Regions from separate parts of the Homo sapiens genome. Here region 1 is linked to region 2. Evidence: read pairs that join two places in POLR2A ChIA-PET (ENCODE). Cell type or tissue: A673. All regions are shown on one strand.

The links. ChIA-PET counts read pairs that join two places held together with the same protein. Peaks named below come from ENCODE experiments on the same cell type or tissue, not always from the same donor. Only the 100,000 strongest peaks of a DNase experiment are listed, where the experiment ranks them.
Region 1: POLR2A ChIA-PET joins it to region 2 with 12 read pairs; 2 of 35 experiments call an interaction of 5 or more read pairs at or near these places.

Annotation. Positions count from the first base shown.
Region 1 is chr14:91,201,358-91,209,357 of GRCh38, forward strand. DGLUCY (D-glutamate cyclase) reads left to right here. Exons shown (of 14, transcript NM_001102368.3): 12 at 3,349-3,468. Among named protein-coding and RNA genes, the nearest start is that of GPR68, 39 kb to the right of the region's middle. In A673, no CTCF peak of the experiment used is centred here; no DNase peak of the experiment used is centred here.
Region 2 is chr14:91,356,667-91,364,666 of GRCh38, forward strand. CCDC88C (coiled-coil domain containing 88C) reads right to left here. Exons shown (of 30, transcript NM_001080414.4): 4 at 2,976-3,045. Among named protein-coding and RNA genes, the nearest start is that of CCDC88C, 57 kb to the right of the region's middle. RefSeq lists enhancers at 3,459-3,960, 3,961-4,460, 7,494-7,713 and a silencer at 7,834-7,883. In A673, no CTCF peak of the experiment used is centred here; DNase peaks (open chromatin) are centred at 3,045 and 4,645; H3K4me3 peaks cover 554 bases; H3K27ac peaks cover 2,505 bases.

The DNA of each region.
Region 1 (8,000 bases), 160 kb before region 2:
GCGCAATCTCGGCTCACTGCAACCTCCGCCTCCCAGGTTTAAGCAATTCCCCTGCCTCAGCTTCCCGAGTAGCTAGGACTATAGGCGCATGCCACCACGCCCAGCTAATTTTTGTATTTTTAGTAGACATGGGGTTTCACTATGTTGGCCAGGATGGTCTCGATTTCTTGACCTCGTGATCCGCCTGCCTCTGCCTTCCAAAGTGCTGGGATTACAGGTGTAAGCCACCATGCCCGGCTGCTTGGCTAACTTTTAAACATTTTTTTGGTAGAGATGAGGTCTCACTATATTGCTCAGCCTGGTCTCGAACTCCTGAGCTCAAGCTATCTTCCCACCTCAGCCTCCCAAACTGTTTCAATTACAGGCATGAGCCACTGAGCCTGGCCTTCAGTCGTTAATAATATAATAATATGGTCTGGGCGTGGTGGCTCACACCTGTAATTCCAGCACTTTGGGAGGCTGAGGCAGGTGGATCACCTGAGCTCAGGAGTTCCAGACCAGCCTGGCCAACATGGCACAACCCCGTCTCTATTAAATATATAAAAAAATTAACCAGGCATGGTGGTGGGCTCCTGTGATTCCAGCTCCTCAGGAGGCTGAGGCAGGAGAATTGCTTGAACCCAGGAGGTGGAAGTTACAGTGAGCCAAGATCGCGCCACTGCACTCCAGCCTGGGCGACAAGAGCAAGACTCTGTCTCAAAAATAATAATAATAATAATAATAATAATGTGATAATTTGTGTTTGCACAAAACTTTGTACTTTTCCAAGAGGCTTCACATTCATTGTAGTGTTTAAGCTTCTGTGAAAACCCTGTGAGGCAGGTAAGGTGAGTCCCAGGAGGTTTTCCCAGATGGCGCAGCTAATTAGTGTTGCTGGTAGCATTAGGAGTAGACTGCAGACTCCTGGGGCCCCAGCCCTTTATCAGGGAATCATGCCTTTATGAATTGCGGAAAGGCTTAGTGTAAGCCCCAAGGAGAACCTTTCTTCCCTCTGGGTGGGTCTCAGGCCCTGGGGTAATGAAGACTTGTTTGTCATTGCATGTTTCCAAGTGTTTCCCAGACTCATTAGTCTCCTTTGGCTTTTGAGGTTTTGATGAGACAGTGAGAGCCTTCTGCGCTGATTAGAACGTTTCTGCAAATCGCCCTGGCTTTTCCCAGAAGAGGCTGTGGGTGTGGTGCACACAGTGCGGTTGGCTTCCAGCTTCCTGTTGGCTTCCAGCTTCCTGTTGGCTTCCAGCTTCCTGTCCCTCCGGCTGGGCAGGCAGAGGACCTCAGCCTGTGGGGGAGGGGTTCTCAGAGTGGAGAAAAAAGAGATCTCTGTGGCTACAGGGGCAAACAGGGTCTGAGGGAGCTGCTAGAGCAATCCCGTCCTCCCACACCCGCAATGGGACCCCCATCTGTGCTGTGACGACCCTGAGATCCCAGAGGAGGCAGGTGGAGCTGGCCGTTCATGGCTTCGAACCGCCCCCTTTGTAGACCCTTGGGCCCTTCTCACGGCCTCAGGAGCCCAGTCTCCTCCTGTGGCCCCCGCCGCCCCAGACCCTCCTGCCCAGCAAGGCTACCTCCTGAATTTTCCTTTTTCTCTTCTTCTTCCTCAAAACCCCTGTTCCTCAGGTTCCATGGGCAACTGCCATGTCATGGGCATAGTGCTCAATTGAGAATCAAGTCACCTGGGTTTAAGTCTCCACCTTCCACTGACTGCCCAGGTACTGCCCCCATCAGGGACTGCCAGCTCTATACAGTGAGGATCATGATACCCATGACAGGATGGATGTGAAGCCCAAAAGAGATGGAATTCATAAGATGCTAAAAAGAGACAGCTATAGACCAGATACCAGTGTTACATGTTGGGTGTTATTCTCCTCATTCAGTGGGCTGTCATAGATCTAGAGAAGTGTTCTGAGAAAAACCATCAGGATATAAATCTAAGGTGTTTGGTCCTTCACAATTGTGTCATTCTTTTGGCCAAATTCACTCCCTGATGTTTGAGATGGATCAGCTCTAGATCCCACAAAGAACACTAGCCTCTGACAGAATTCTTCCGCATCTTCCAAGCCTTTATAGAAGCAGACACAAAAACAATGATGTACCTGTTCCATAGGCTTGGAGAGTCCAGCCCTCTGGCCTTGAGAGACTCAGACAGGTGCATTGCATGAAAGGTTATTGAGACAGCTGTAACCCTCTTCTAGAGGTGGATTCAGCTGAACATCTAGTTTACAGACTCCTCTATAAATACCTGGACACAGGAGCTGTGTCCCCCAGATCTACAGCACCACCTCAAAGGGTACATGCTTCAGGGCTTGATAGGTTTTTTTGTGTGTTTTTTTTTTTTTTTTTTAGATGGAGTCTTGCTCTGTTGCCCAGTCTGGAGTGCAGTGATGTGATCTCAGCTCCCTATAACCTCTGCCTCCCAGTTTCAAGTGATTCTCCTGGCTCAGCCTCCACAGTAGCTGGGACTACAGGCATGTGCCACCATGTCTGGGTAATTTTTGTATTTTTAGTAGAGGCAAGGTTTTGCCATATTGGCCAGACTGGTCTCGAACTCCTGATCTCAAGTGATCTCCCTGCCTTGGCCTCCCAAAGTGCTGGGATTACAGGCATGAGCCACTGCACCCAGACTAGATTTTTAAATCTTATCCATACAAGGGTAGAGGTATCTGCTAGTTATTTTTAGCCAATCCACCTATCTTGAACACCATTCATTTCACCAATGAATTAAATCATTTTTAATATGTATTTATTCTAGCATTCATTTATTACACTAATTAACAAATTCTCTGATGCAGACTATCAGATGGGCCTCAAGACTATGTAGCCTCTTTCAAATGCTTACTAACCACACTTGGAGTGTGTATTCCTGATTAGGATATTTCAGATGTTAACCAGGTACCCCTGTGGTATAGATTAAAATGAACTAAAACACATACATTTCACATTCTTTCAGCAGAAGCCTTTAAAGTAAGTTCTAGAACTGACTTTGCACCAGATCCCCCGGGGGGCTCAGTGAGCGGGAGCCACTGGAAGGGAGGTCCTGAGTGTCACCATACCCACATCTCCCATGGGCCTGGCACCAAGAGCATAGAACGTGCTCCATCTTTGCTGGAGAATGTGACCCAAAAGGAGACATGCCCACACTGTAGTGTGTTCCAAACGTGGACTCATTTTTAACTAAAGAAGTTTCTAGAAGGCCTAAGGGGAAGTACCACAACTCCTGGTTGTCTGAAAATATATCCAGAGCCAACCTTTTTGCCCTCCCAAAGGCAACAAGCACATGTAGGGCTGCCTTGCTTCAGGCCTCCCCCATTTTGCCCTGGTCCCGTGCACTGACTCAGCTCCCCTTCCCTTCAGGAGTCGGTGATGGAGGCAACGAGCTTGGGATGGGTAAAGTCAAGGAGGCTGTGAGGAGGCACATACGGCACGGGGATGTCATCGCCTGCGACGTGGAGGCTGACTTTGCCGTCATTGCTGGTGAGCACTCGGATGGCCGCCCAGTCCGGCCGGCTACCCAGGGTGAGCGACCTGGCTTGGAGCCTGACCAGGCCAGAAGCTCTTCTTCTCTGCAGTCAGTCCATAGGGCACCAGGGCAGGGAGGGGAGGTGGTGCTCAGCCTATGACCTTTCATTCAGTCATTCAACAAACATTTACAGTGTGCCAGGCAGTGTTCTGAGCACTGGGGTTATAGCTGCAATGACCCTGCTCCACAGAGCTCCCATTCTAGGACTGGGAGATAGAGAATGAGCCCTGACAAATAAACACATCAGATGATTCTAAAGAGTAATAAGAGCTTTGGGGGCGATAGTACAGGTCGCTGAGAGAGGGTGATGGGAGGGCCCCTTCAGATCAGTGGTCAGGAAGGCTTTTCTGAAGAGAGTGATCTGTGCTTTTATCTGCATGAACAGTAAGAAAACTATCTGGTAAGTGTTTGGAGGATGCGAGAAGCTTTCTACCTTTCCTTTCACCTACTTCTGCCTTGGGCTGCCCTGTGCCTCCCTACTGTTGCTCCTCTCCCGCAGGACCCACCTTTCCTGTGTCCAGGTCCGTCTAGGTGTGGCCTCCTCCTTTGACCTCACCACACATTTCAAGAAAATTGGGAGATCCCTGAAAAAGGCTCTCTCCCACTTCATGATCATAGCCTGGAAAGGAATGGAACCTCGTGGGAACCAGTGCTAGGGTGGGAAAACCTGATTCGTAATTGAGAAATGGCTGGAGGCTCAGTATGGGCAAGTATGAGAGTTTAAAACTCCAGGCGACCCAGTGGTCTGGGGGCCCTCGTGCTCTTGTGAGTTTTGCCTCTGGGCGTTCAACCAAGTTCTCACAATGGATATTAGAAAAAAATCCCCTCGTGCTTGCATCATTGGAGGGAAAAATGAGTCATTTTCAAGTAGGCCAGGGCATTCTCTTCTTCTTCTTCTTCTTCTTCTTCTTCTTCTTCTTCTTCTCCGTCTCCTTCTCCTCCTCCTCCTCCTCCTCCCTTTCTTCTTCTTCTTTTTTTTTTTTTTTTTTTTTTTGAGCGTGCTTTGTTGCCCAGGCTGGAGTGCAGTAGTGCCATCTTGGTCGCTGCAACCTCCGCCTCCCGGGTTAAAGCGATTCTCCTGCCTCAGCCTCCCGAGTAGCTGGGATTACAGGTACATGCCACCACACCTGGATAATTTTTGTATTTTTAGTAGAGATAGGGTTTCACCATATTGGCCAGGCTGGTCTCGAACTCCTGCCTTCAAGTGATTTGCCCACCTTGGCCTCCCAAAGTGCTGGGATTACAGGCCTTAAATCTCCCTGGGGAAAGCGAAATACCCAACCCCACCTTTCTTCAGCCTTCCACGTGGGAGAGGGACATACCCAATTCCAGCTCCCTCTAGCAATCTGTGCCACGTAAGGGGGAGAGGACAAAACTGAGAAGCAGTAGTGAAGTTCACAGTCCAGGGCACAGGCTTACTAAAAGGCAGAGACCTAATCATAGGACTGCAGAGCCCTTCCCCTCCCCGACACATCTTACCACCATCACTAAAGGTCCATTTGCTACAGTTTCTTTTTTTTTTCTTTTCTGAGACAGAGTCTCACTCTATCACCCAGGCTGGAGTGCAGTGGCACGATCTCAGCTCACTGCAACTTCTGCCTCCCGGGTTCAAACTATTCTTATGCCTCAGCCTCCTGAGTAGCTGGAATTACAGGTGCGCACTACCATGCCTGGATAATTTTTGTGTTTTTGGTAGAGACGGGGTTTCGCCATGTTGACCAGAGTGGTCTCGAACTCCTGACCTCAGGTGATCCACCCACCTCAGCCTCCCAAAGTGCTGGGATTACAGGCATGAGCCACTGCGCCTGGCCCAGCTGCAGTTCCTTTTACCAAGTAAATTATGTCCACCTTTCAACAACAAAAAAAATTTACAAGAAACACCGATAAGCAAAAACACAATTTGAAGAGAAGTTACAAACAGAGTCAGACATGTCAGAAATGACGGGATTATCAGACCTGGAATTCTTTTAAAAGTATGATTAATATAATAAAGTCTTCACTGCAAAAAATAGGCAACATGCAAGAAGAGATGGATAATGCAAGCAGAGACATGAAAATTTTAAGAAAGAATAAATAAGAAGTGGTAGATCAGCCTGGGCAACATGGCAAGATACCATCTCTGTAAACAATTTAAAAATTAGCCAGGTGTCGTGGTGCATACCTATAGTCCTGGCTACGTGGGGGGGCTGAGGTGGGAGGAGAACTTGAGCCCAGGAAGATGAGGCTGCAGTGAGCTGTGATTGAGCCATTGTACTCCAGCCTGGATGACAGAGCAAGACACTGTCTCAGGAAAAAAAAAAAAAAAAGAGGAAGTAGATAGAGATCAATAACTCTGTAACAGAAATGCAGAATGCCTTTGATGGGCTTATTAGTAGACCGGACATGGCTATGGAAAGAATCTCTGAGCTTCAAGATATCTCAACAAAAGCTGCCAAAACTGAAAAAAAAGCAAAGAGAAAAAGTGCTGGGGGAAAAAAAAACCCACAACAGATCAGAATATCTAAGAACTGTGGGACAACTACAAAAGGTATAACCTAGACTAATGGGAATACTAGAAGGAGAAGAAAGAGAGCGATAAATAGTAGCATTTGAAGCAATAGCAAATGAGAATTTCCCCCATATTAATGTCAGACACCAAACCATAGATCCGGGAAGCTGAGAGAACACTAAAGAGGATAAATGCCAAAAAGCTACATCTAGACATATCATATTCAAACTTCAGAAAACCAAAGATAAAGGAAGAATTCTGAAAGAAGCCAGAGGCAGGTGGGGAAAACCCTTTACCTATACAGGAACAAAGGTAAAAATTACATTCATTTGACTTCTCTACAGAAAACATATAAGCATGAAGAGACTGGACTATTTTTATTTTTTTCTTTTTTCTTTTTTTTTGAGATGGAGTTTCACTCTTGTTGCCGAGGCTGGAGTGCAATGGCGCAATCTCGGCTCGCCACAGCCTCCTCCTCCCAAGTTCAAGCGATTCTCCTGCCTCAGCCTCCCGAGTAGCTGGGATTACAGGCATGCGCTACCACGCCCTGCTAATTTTGTATTTTTTTAGTAGAGACGGAGTTTCTCCATGTTGGTCAGGCTGGTCTCAAACTCTCGACCTCAGGTGATTCGTCTGCCTTGGCCTCCCAAAGTGCTGGGATTACAGGAGAGAGCCACCACGCCCGGCCACCTTTAATCTTTACATTACTGAACTATTTAAAGTATTGAGAGGTAGCAACCAATGCAGAATTCTGTGCCCTGCAAAATTTGCTTCAAAAATAAAGGAGAAATAAAGACTATGAAGCAAATAAAAATTGAGAGAATTTGTTGCCACAACTGCCTTGCAAGAAATGTTAGAAGAAATTCTTCAGAGAGAAGGAAAATTATATCTGTCAGAGACTTGAATCTACATAAAGAAAGGAAGAGTATCAGTGAATAAAATAAGTGAGGGTAAAATAAAAACTTTTGTATTTATTTTTGACCTTACATATCAGTTTGCTCAAAATAATAATAACAGCACAAAATAATAATAACAGTGCATTCCATTATGTATGCCATATGTATATATATGCTTATGTATGTTTGTGTAGAAGTGACCCAAATGACAGGCCAGGCACGGTGGCTCACGCCTGTAATCGTAGCACTTTGGGAGGCCGAGGCGGGCAGATCACTTGAGCCTAGGAATTTGATACCAGCCTGGGCAACATGGGGAAACCCCATCTCTACAAAAAATAGAAGAATTAGCTGAGTATGGTGGTGGACGCCTATAGTCCTAGCTACTTGGGAGGCTGAGGTAGGCAGATCACCTGAGCCTGGGAGGTTGAGGCTGCGGTGAGCCATGATTGTGCCACTATACTACAGCCTGGGTGACAGAGTCAGACCCTGTCTCAAAAAAAATAGAATAAGTGACACAAATGACAGCAATGGTACATGGAATGAGAGGGAAGAATTAGCAATGTTTTGTTATAAGTTGCTTGTGCTACCCATGAAGTGGTATACTGTTATTTCAAAGCAGACTTTGTTGTAAATGTATGTTGCAAACTCTAGGGCATCCACTAAAAAATTAATTTTAAAAGTAGAATTTACATGCTAAGAAAGGAGAGAAAATAGAATCATATAAAATACTCAGTTAAAACCACAAAAGGCAGAAAAAGTGTAGAAGACAAAAATGGGGCCAGGCGCAGTGGCTCACACCTGTAATCCCAGCACTTTGGGAGGCCGAGGTGGGTGGATCACCTGAGGTCAGGAGTTCGAGACCAGCCTTGCCAACATGGTGAACTCCCATCTCTACTAAAATACAAAAGTTAGCAGGAGAATCACTTGAACCTAGGAGGCAGAGGTTGCAGTAAGCCGAGATAATGCCACTGCACTCCAACCTGGGGAACAGAGTGAGATTCGGTCTCAAAACAACAACAACGACGACAAAACAAAAGAACAAAACAAAAAAATGGAATAAAGAACAAAGGCAATAAAGAAAACAGCAGCAAATATGGTAGCT
Region 2 (8,000 bases):
TAGCATGCAAATGATACCTCAATAAAGCTGTTAAAAAAAAAAATCAGCATCCACATCTTTACAGATGTTTCTGTTTGGCAGCAGACCTGAGATGCGGACCTATGTTCTCTGCCCATGGACAATCTCTGTGGTGTTGGGAGGTGCCTGATGGTAGTGGGGCAGAGAGGGCAGGCTTCCAGATGGTAGTGGAAGGGGAGACACCTGCAGGGATGAGAAGAGGGGGAGCACCAGCAGGAAGGTGGGCAAGCTATGCAGGTAACATTGGAGCTAAAGGGAGGGGTGAGAAAAGGCGGGGAGAAGGATGCGTTTAATATTAGGTTCAACCATATGCCATTTTTATAGGTCAAAAAAGACTGGATATTGGCAATTGCCTACAGTTAAACCTAACCCATAGATGTCCATGTGTGACAGATGAAGAGGCTCAGGTTTGGGGGCGGACAGAGCAGGTTTCCAATCAGCCCCTCTGCTTACAGGCCAACTGGTCAAGGACATGGCACCCAAGCCCTCGGAGCCTCAGTTCTCTCCCTATAAACGGAAATGGGCGCAGCCACACCACAGAAGCACGTTTTCATTCCTTTAAATACAAATTTTAATTAACTAATTAAAGATGGAGTCTTGCCTGTCGTCCAGGCTGGAGTGCAGTGGCACAATCACAGCTTACTGCAGCCTCGACCTCCTGGGCTTAAGCAATCCTTCTGCCTCAGCCTCCTAAAGTAGCTAGGACTATGAGTGCGTGTCACCATGCCCGGCTAACTTTTTTATTTTTTGTAGAACTAGTGTCTCGCCAGCACGCTCGGTCTTTCATTGCATTTGTAACGCACGTTCAGTGCCAAGCACAGGGTGGGCGTGCTAAGGAGTGGCTGTCCCCTCCTTTTGCTCCTCCACTGTCTCCAGGGCAGACGGAGTGGCTGTCCCCTCCTTTTGCTCCTCCACTGTCTCCAGGGCAGACAGAACAACAGGACTAAGCTACCGCCAACCTCTACAGGCATCACTCTCATCTCCTCCCGTAACCAGCCCCAAATAAACTAGGAAGGTGGCAGAGTTCTGCTCAGCAAAACAGGCTCCACTTCCCTGAAGTTACCAGAAATCATGAGAGTCCCCCGGTCCCTGGAGCCCAGGGCTGTGGCCAGCATGGACTGCATCTGGCGTCCCCGCCCTTCTCTGGGGGAGCCATGAAATAAAGCCGGAACACACATGGCCCCATGGCAGAGCTGGCAGGGGAGCAGAACCAAAGGCCCCCTGCTACTAACACGGGAAGTGGGGGAGGGCGCTTGCTGCCGGGGGCCACCAGGAGGACCAGGGGTGGCCTCTGCAGGGTCTCCATGTAAGGCGGTGAGTGCCCACAGGCCAGAGCACTGAAGACTATCAGGGGTCCAGGGATGCTCTTCCTTCTGGCTCATGCAAAGGCGGACACCTCAGCCAGCTGGAGCCCAGAAAGAGCGCCCCCACGGAACAAGGAAGCCGCTGCTGATGTTCTCAGGGCGGTGGCACTAAAAGAAGACTGCTCTCCTACCAGCTTTGTCCTCGGCTGGTTACTCAGTGAACTCTTCTAAAGTCTCAAGGCCACTAGCTACTGTCATACGGACAGGAGAGGGGATGGCCAGGCTGCAGTGAGACCAGGCTGAGGAGACGCCAACAGAGGAAGCCCGAGTCCCTTTTGGAAATGTCTCTAATGTTTAGGATTCACGGTTTATTACCATCCTACAGGTGTGGCTTTTCCTGTGTTCCTTGACCCCTCACCTACTCCAGGAGGCCCCAGACCTAAGGTTTCAAAATGATGACAAGGTCTCCATCAGAACAAGGGAAGTCCTAGCCAGCGAGTAACTCTGTCCCTGGGGCCTGCGACTTCTGTCCACCAGCTATGGGTGCAGGTAAACACACACAGGTGAAAGGGACGCAAGGCATTACTCCATTTAATGCACCAAGGAAGTTATCTGACAGGCAGAGATTAAGTTCTGACTTTCTGTAAGATGCCAGGAGGACATTTAATTTGGTCTTTCTTTTTTTCATTTTATAATTAGAGATGAGATCTCACTATGTTGCCCAGGCTGGTCTTAAACTCTTGGGCTCAAGCGATCCTCCTGCCTCGGCCTCCCAAAGTTTTGGGGTTATAGGAGTGAGCCACTGCGCTCGGCCTCATTGAGTCTTTCAAACTCACACTGAGCGTCAGAGACTGCGGGGACCTAGAACGCGTGCCTGCCAGGAGAGCTGAGTCCAACAGGGAGACATAAGACAGATCAATGAGCTCCGTCACCGAGCATGAACCTCGCAGGACCCCAGTGACAGATGTCAGTTCTCTAAAGAGATTCTTACTCTCTTGTCTAAGGTACCACACTCCCTGATGGTGTCAGCTGATTCCACACTTACTGAGGAGGTGAGTCCACCAGATGGTATGACTCAGGCACCTAAACCCAAACTCATCTTCCCAGGAGGAACAAGGCGGTGGCCTCACTGGCCTCTGCACACACATCTGAGCGGTTGGGAGGCTTCATTCTTTTTTTTTTTTTTTTTTTTTTGAGACACAGTCTTGCTCTGTGCCCAGGCTGGAGTGCAGTGGCACAATCTCAGCTCACTGCAAGCTCCGGGCCATTCTCCTGCCTCAGCCTCCCGAGTAGCTGGGACTACCATGCCCAACTAATTCTTTGTATTTTTAGTAGAGATGGGGTTTCACCTTGTTAGCCAGGATGGTCTCGATCTCCTGACTTCATGATCCGGCCGCCTGGGCCTCCCAAAGTGCTGGGATTACAGGCGTGAGCCACCGCGCCCGGCCTGGGAGGCTTCATTCTTAAGGAAGAAATGTGCCCTTGGCTGAATGCCTCAGGGTAATGAACCCACTCTTTAAAATCTCACCAAAACGATCACGTGTTTTCACTGTGCTGGCCCAAGCTGGCAGCCGGAGCTCGATGGCCAGCAGCTGCCCAACGCCATGCCTCTGGCTGGGCACCACAGGGGAGAAGGGAGCGGCTTTCACTCACCAGACAGTGGGTCTCTGCCAATCATCAAAACATTGGGCAAATTCATTACAATCAGCTGCTGGAGAACTTCCTGCAGAAACAAAGGGGGAAAAGATACCATTAAGAACCGGAAACAAAAATAAAGAGGGATTAAGTAAATTACAAGTAATGAAGCCCCCGGACGGGTGCACAGCCATCCCGTGGTGACTACGAAGGAGCTAAAATGACAGCAAGGAGCACGTAAGATGCAAACAAACACGAAAGCCAAAGCCTAACTGTATTTCTGTCTTGATTGTTAGCAAATAAAAAGTATGCCTACAAGAGATTTAATGGGGTTATGAAAAAAGAAAAAGCATATTTAAAAAATAAAATGAAAGCTAAAGTTATGTCTGCATAGGTAGAGAGGTCTTGGAAAAAAAGGCAATAGATGACATGCTAGGACAGCAGTATGATGTTTCTTTTTTAAAAGATACCCTTATTTTTATTGTATGGCTTGTGCAATTAAAAAATAAGGAGGCCAGGCGCAGTGGTTAATGCCTGTAGTCTCAACGCTTTGGGTGGCTGAGGCAAGAGGATAGCTTGAGGCCAGGATTTCGAGACCAAGCCTGGGCAACATAGCAAGACCCCATCTTCACACACACACACACACACACACACACACACACACACACTCTTAAATTAGCCAGGTATAGTGGTATGTGCCTGGGATCCCTGCTACTTGGGAGGCTGAGGTGGAACAATCGCTTGAACCTGGGTGGTCGAAGATACAGTGAGTTATCACACCACTGCACTCCAGCCTGGGGAACAGATGGAGATCCTGTCTCCAAAAAAGAAAATAAGAAGAAGAAGAAATAAAGATTAAAGAGATGCTACTGAGCCTTTCTAATCTGATGGTTCAGGATCCAGCACTAAGCAGGTCTTTGGTACAAGTTATAAATGAGGAGACTTCTCTCATTTATAGCATGGGCTTCCTAAGCGAGGGATACATCAGAGCTGCTCTGCCCAGCCCGAGGTGGGGCACAGGCGATGAGCTGCCTTCCCGCCCTCACACCCGTGGGCTTGGAGAGAAGGCCCAGGCATCAGCTATCAGTCATGCCCGCTCGTCTGGGTACAGGCTCTCCTCAGCGTGCCGGCTCACAGCCCAGTCTACCACTTACATCCCCCTAAGTATTTCTTGGGGCAGATCAGTCTTCTGTGCCTAGATGCAGGACGTTGTTCACAAATAAGGAGATTTTAAAATTCCAGTTCTGGTGGGGCACGGTGGACACGCTTGTAATCCCAGCACTTTGAGAGGCTGAGGTGGGAGGCTTGAGCCTGGAGTTCAAGACAAGCCTGGGCAACACAGAAAAAACTCGGATCTACAAAAATTAAGAATCAGCTAGGTGTGGCACTGAGGCCTTGTGGTCCCAGCTACTCGGGAGGATTGCTTGAGCCCAGGAGTTCCAGGCTGCAGTGAGCTATGTTGCACGAGTGCACTCCAGCCTGGGTGACGAGTAAAACCCTGTCTATAAAAAAAAAAAAAAAAAATCCAATTTTACGGAAGACAAAAAAGAGGGTGGGTTTCATAACTATTCTACAAGTGGCCACTATAGAAATTCTTCACCAAGAAAGCTCCTGTTAGGCCTTTAAAAATGTGTTTCTGTTAAGACACAACTAGTTTCGTAAGTCGCTCTATTGCATAACATGCGGAATCTCTATATCCAGTGTGCTGCTAACTAGCACTCGAGAAGAAGAGGGGGATAATTACACAACCCACATGGCCCGAGTGCGTATCTCAGACCATCTCTGAGTCAGATTAGAACGGGGGCCGAGGCCGCATGCCAGGAGAGGCCAGCACCTGCAGAGAACATAGAAGATGGTCTTCTCGTCCCTCCTTATTGTCTTTCTATGGCTCCTATCCACACTGCAGGAGGGGATGTTAAACCGTGAGGTGTACTCTACTCCTGAACACACCAACCCCCCTCCACTCAGTGCTGGAAATCACATTTCTCCATTATCCAGGGTCACATGTCACCGTGTCAGCAACGGCTAATGCTTTCTCAAACATGTCTCAGCTGGTAAATATCTGTACGTGTTGGACAATAGTGTGAGTTGTTTAACAGCCTCAGCCCTCCTTTAGGGCTTGGGAAAAGTCAATGTGAAAAAATTGTCTCTTAAATGCATGAGTTTGCCAAAGGGTTCCAACACCCTCGCCCTACCACCCCCGGCAAAATACACCAGTAAAATCAGTGAAATCTGCTTTCCAGCTAATTTACTCAGTGAAAGGAGAGTGCCCAATGACATGAGCCTGTCCGTCACACAGCTCCCTCCCAGCCTCAAAACTACACTCCAGGCTGGGTGCAGAGGCTCACGCCTGCAATCCTAGCACTCTGGGAGGCCAAGGTGGGCGGATCACCTGAGGTCAGGGGTTCAAGACCAGCCTGGCCAACATGGTGAAATCCTGTCTCTACTAAAAATACAAAAATTAGCCAGGCCTGGTGACGCATGCCTGTAACGTCAGCTATTTGGGAGGCTGAGGCAGGAGAATTGCTTGAACCCAGGAGGCAAAGGTCGCAGGGAGCCGAGATCGCACCACTGCACTCCAGCCTGGGCAACAGAGCAAGATTCTGTCTCAAAAAAAAAAAAAAGAAAAAAAAGACTACGTTCCAGTGTTCCAGTCAACCCAAAAAACAAAGGTCATCACCAGCAAACCAGCCACAATCCCCTTTCCAACTCTTGGCTAGCTTTCTTCTGCCATTTGTCCAAGCTCAGCCCTGTATCAGGGTGAACGTGTTTATAAGCGAGATGCAATATGTGAAATCATCCTGTTTTGTTGTTTTGTTTTTTGAAATAATCTGAAGGTCACTGCAAAAAATGCAAATTGTTATTTTTATGTGAATGTTAATCTAAGCAAAACACTGCTAGAAATATTGCTAGAAAATGTATGTGTTCTCCTTCCAAAACAGGATGTTTAATTTTGTCTAATCAGTACTTTCTAGTTTTCCCACAAGAAACATGTGTCATTTGTGCAATTAAGAAATAACGTTTTGCCGGGCGCGGTGGCTCACGCCTGTAATCCCAGCACTTTGGGAGGCTGAGGCAGGTGGATCATGAAGTCAGGAGATCGAGACCATCCTGGCTAACATGGTGAAACCCGATCTCTACTAAATATACAAAAAATAAGCTGGGCGTGGTGGCGGGTGCCTGTAGTCCCAGCTACTCAGGAGGCTGAGGCAGGAGAATGGCATGAACCCGGGAGGCGGAGGTTACAGTGAGCCGAGATTGGGCCACTGCACTCAAGCCTGGGTGACAGAGCGAGACTCCATCTCAGGAAAAAAAAAAAAAAAGAAATCATGTTTTAGGAACAGACAATATCTTTCTGAGTTGTTCCTTTCAAAACACCATGGTTCTCCTAAGATGTAATCCTATGGCCAAAGCTACTCTCGAGCCATTAACTGGTCCCCTTAAAGAACCATCAATCACATTTCCAGCAAAAACTGGCTCAGATGCCAGGGCTGTCCAGCAATATACATAATTGAGACACATTAATTTCAAATTTTCTATTAGCCATCTTTAAAAAAGTAAAAAGAAACAGGTGAAAATATTCAACTTTAATTAAGCCAATATAACCAAAATATAATCATTTCAACCCATAATTGACATAAAAATGTATTATTTTACTTTTTTTTTTTGGAGAGAGGGGGTTTCACCATGTTGCCCAGGCTAGTCTTGAACTCCTGGACTCAGGCAATACCCCCACCTCGGCCTTCCAAAGTGCTAGGATCACAGGTGTGAGTCACCTTGCCCGGCCTTTGCATTCTTTTTCCATACACTTTGAAATCAGTGTGTATGTTACACTTACAGCACATCCCAATTCAGATGCTAAATTTTCACTGGAAATACTTGACTGTTTCCAGATTTCACAAAATCTAGAGTTGAAAAAGTTCATTTGTTGGAGGTATAATATGCGAGATTAAGAAAAAATAATAAAAAAAAATTTTTAAGAAAGAAAAAATAGACTTGTATTCCCAGGTTGTTCCAAACACATTTAAAAGTTTTCCTACAACTGAACTGAGTACCAGTTTTTAAATTTAAATGAACTAAAATAAAAAATTCATTTCCACAGTCACACTGCGGTATCTCCAGGCCCTGAAGGCCACATGCGACTGGTGGCTACTGGGCCCCAACACCAGGCCTTTGCCCTCCCCCGCGGGGAATGTGGTGGGGTGAGGGGCCTCTGGGCTGGCCCTCAGTCTGGCAGGGACGTGAGGAGGCTGCTGACGAGGGGACCCTCCCACGTGGCATCAGAACAGAAAGCCACTCACTTGGAGGCTGCAGCTGATGCTGTCCTGCCAGGGCACCTGGTCACACCCCAGCCAGCCACCTGTGAGGCAGGACCACACCAGGCTGGAGAGTGCAAGCCCAGTGGTGCTCTGGACAGGCCCCCACATTTGCCAGTGAGCCCTCCTTGTGCCACTCTAGTCTTTGCAATGGCAGAAACAAGTGCCAAGGCAAGCTTGAGGGACAAGGGACACACACCAGCCTCGCTGAGGCCTCTGTCTTGTCACCGGTCCTTGTGGTCTGATGGACAGGGAAGAAGAGGGTCAGGCTTGGCACATGGCCCTCCAAGGGAACCCCCTTCCGCAGAGCACATGGTAGGGGTGTGGCATTGCAATCCAGGGTAGATTGCACTCCTCCCCACTTCTCCTTTAGGTTTGCTTTCGGATCCTAAAATAAGATTTTGCTTTTCATAAATGACTTGCTTTTCAACTGCATCCTGGAATGACTCCTCGGCCAATTAAATGCTTTAAACAAACCAAAAGAAGTCAATGAACAAAGGGTCAGAGGCAGGTGCATTTGTGTTTTGGATACTGCAGGGGCCACTGGTGTCCCTAGGGGTTGGGGGAGAGCAAGGCTGAAAAGCGCTTTGTAATCTCACAAGGGGAGAGGGCCCACCCACCTGACAACACCCTGGCCTCAAATCTAAAATCTAGGCTCTTATCAGTCACCCCAAGGGGGAGGGTTGGGGTGGGCCAGGACCCCCTCAGGAAGCATTTGTCACCCCGG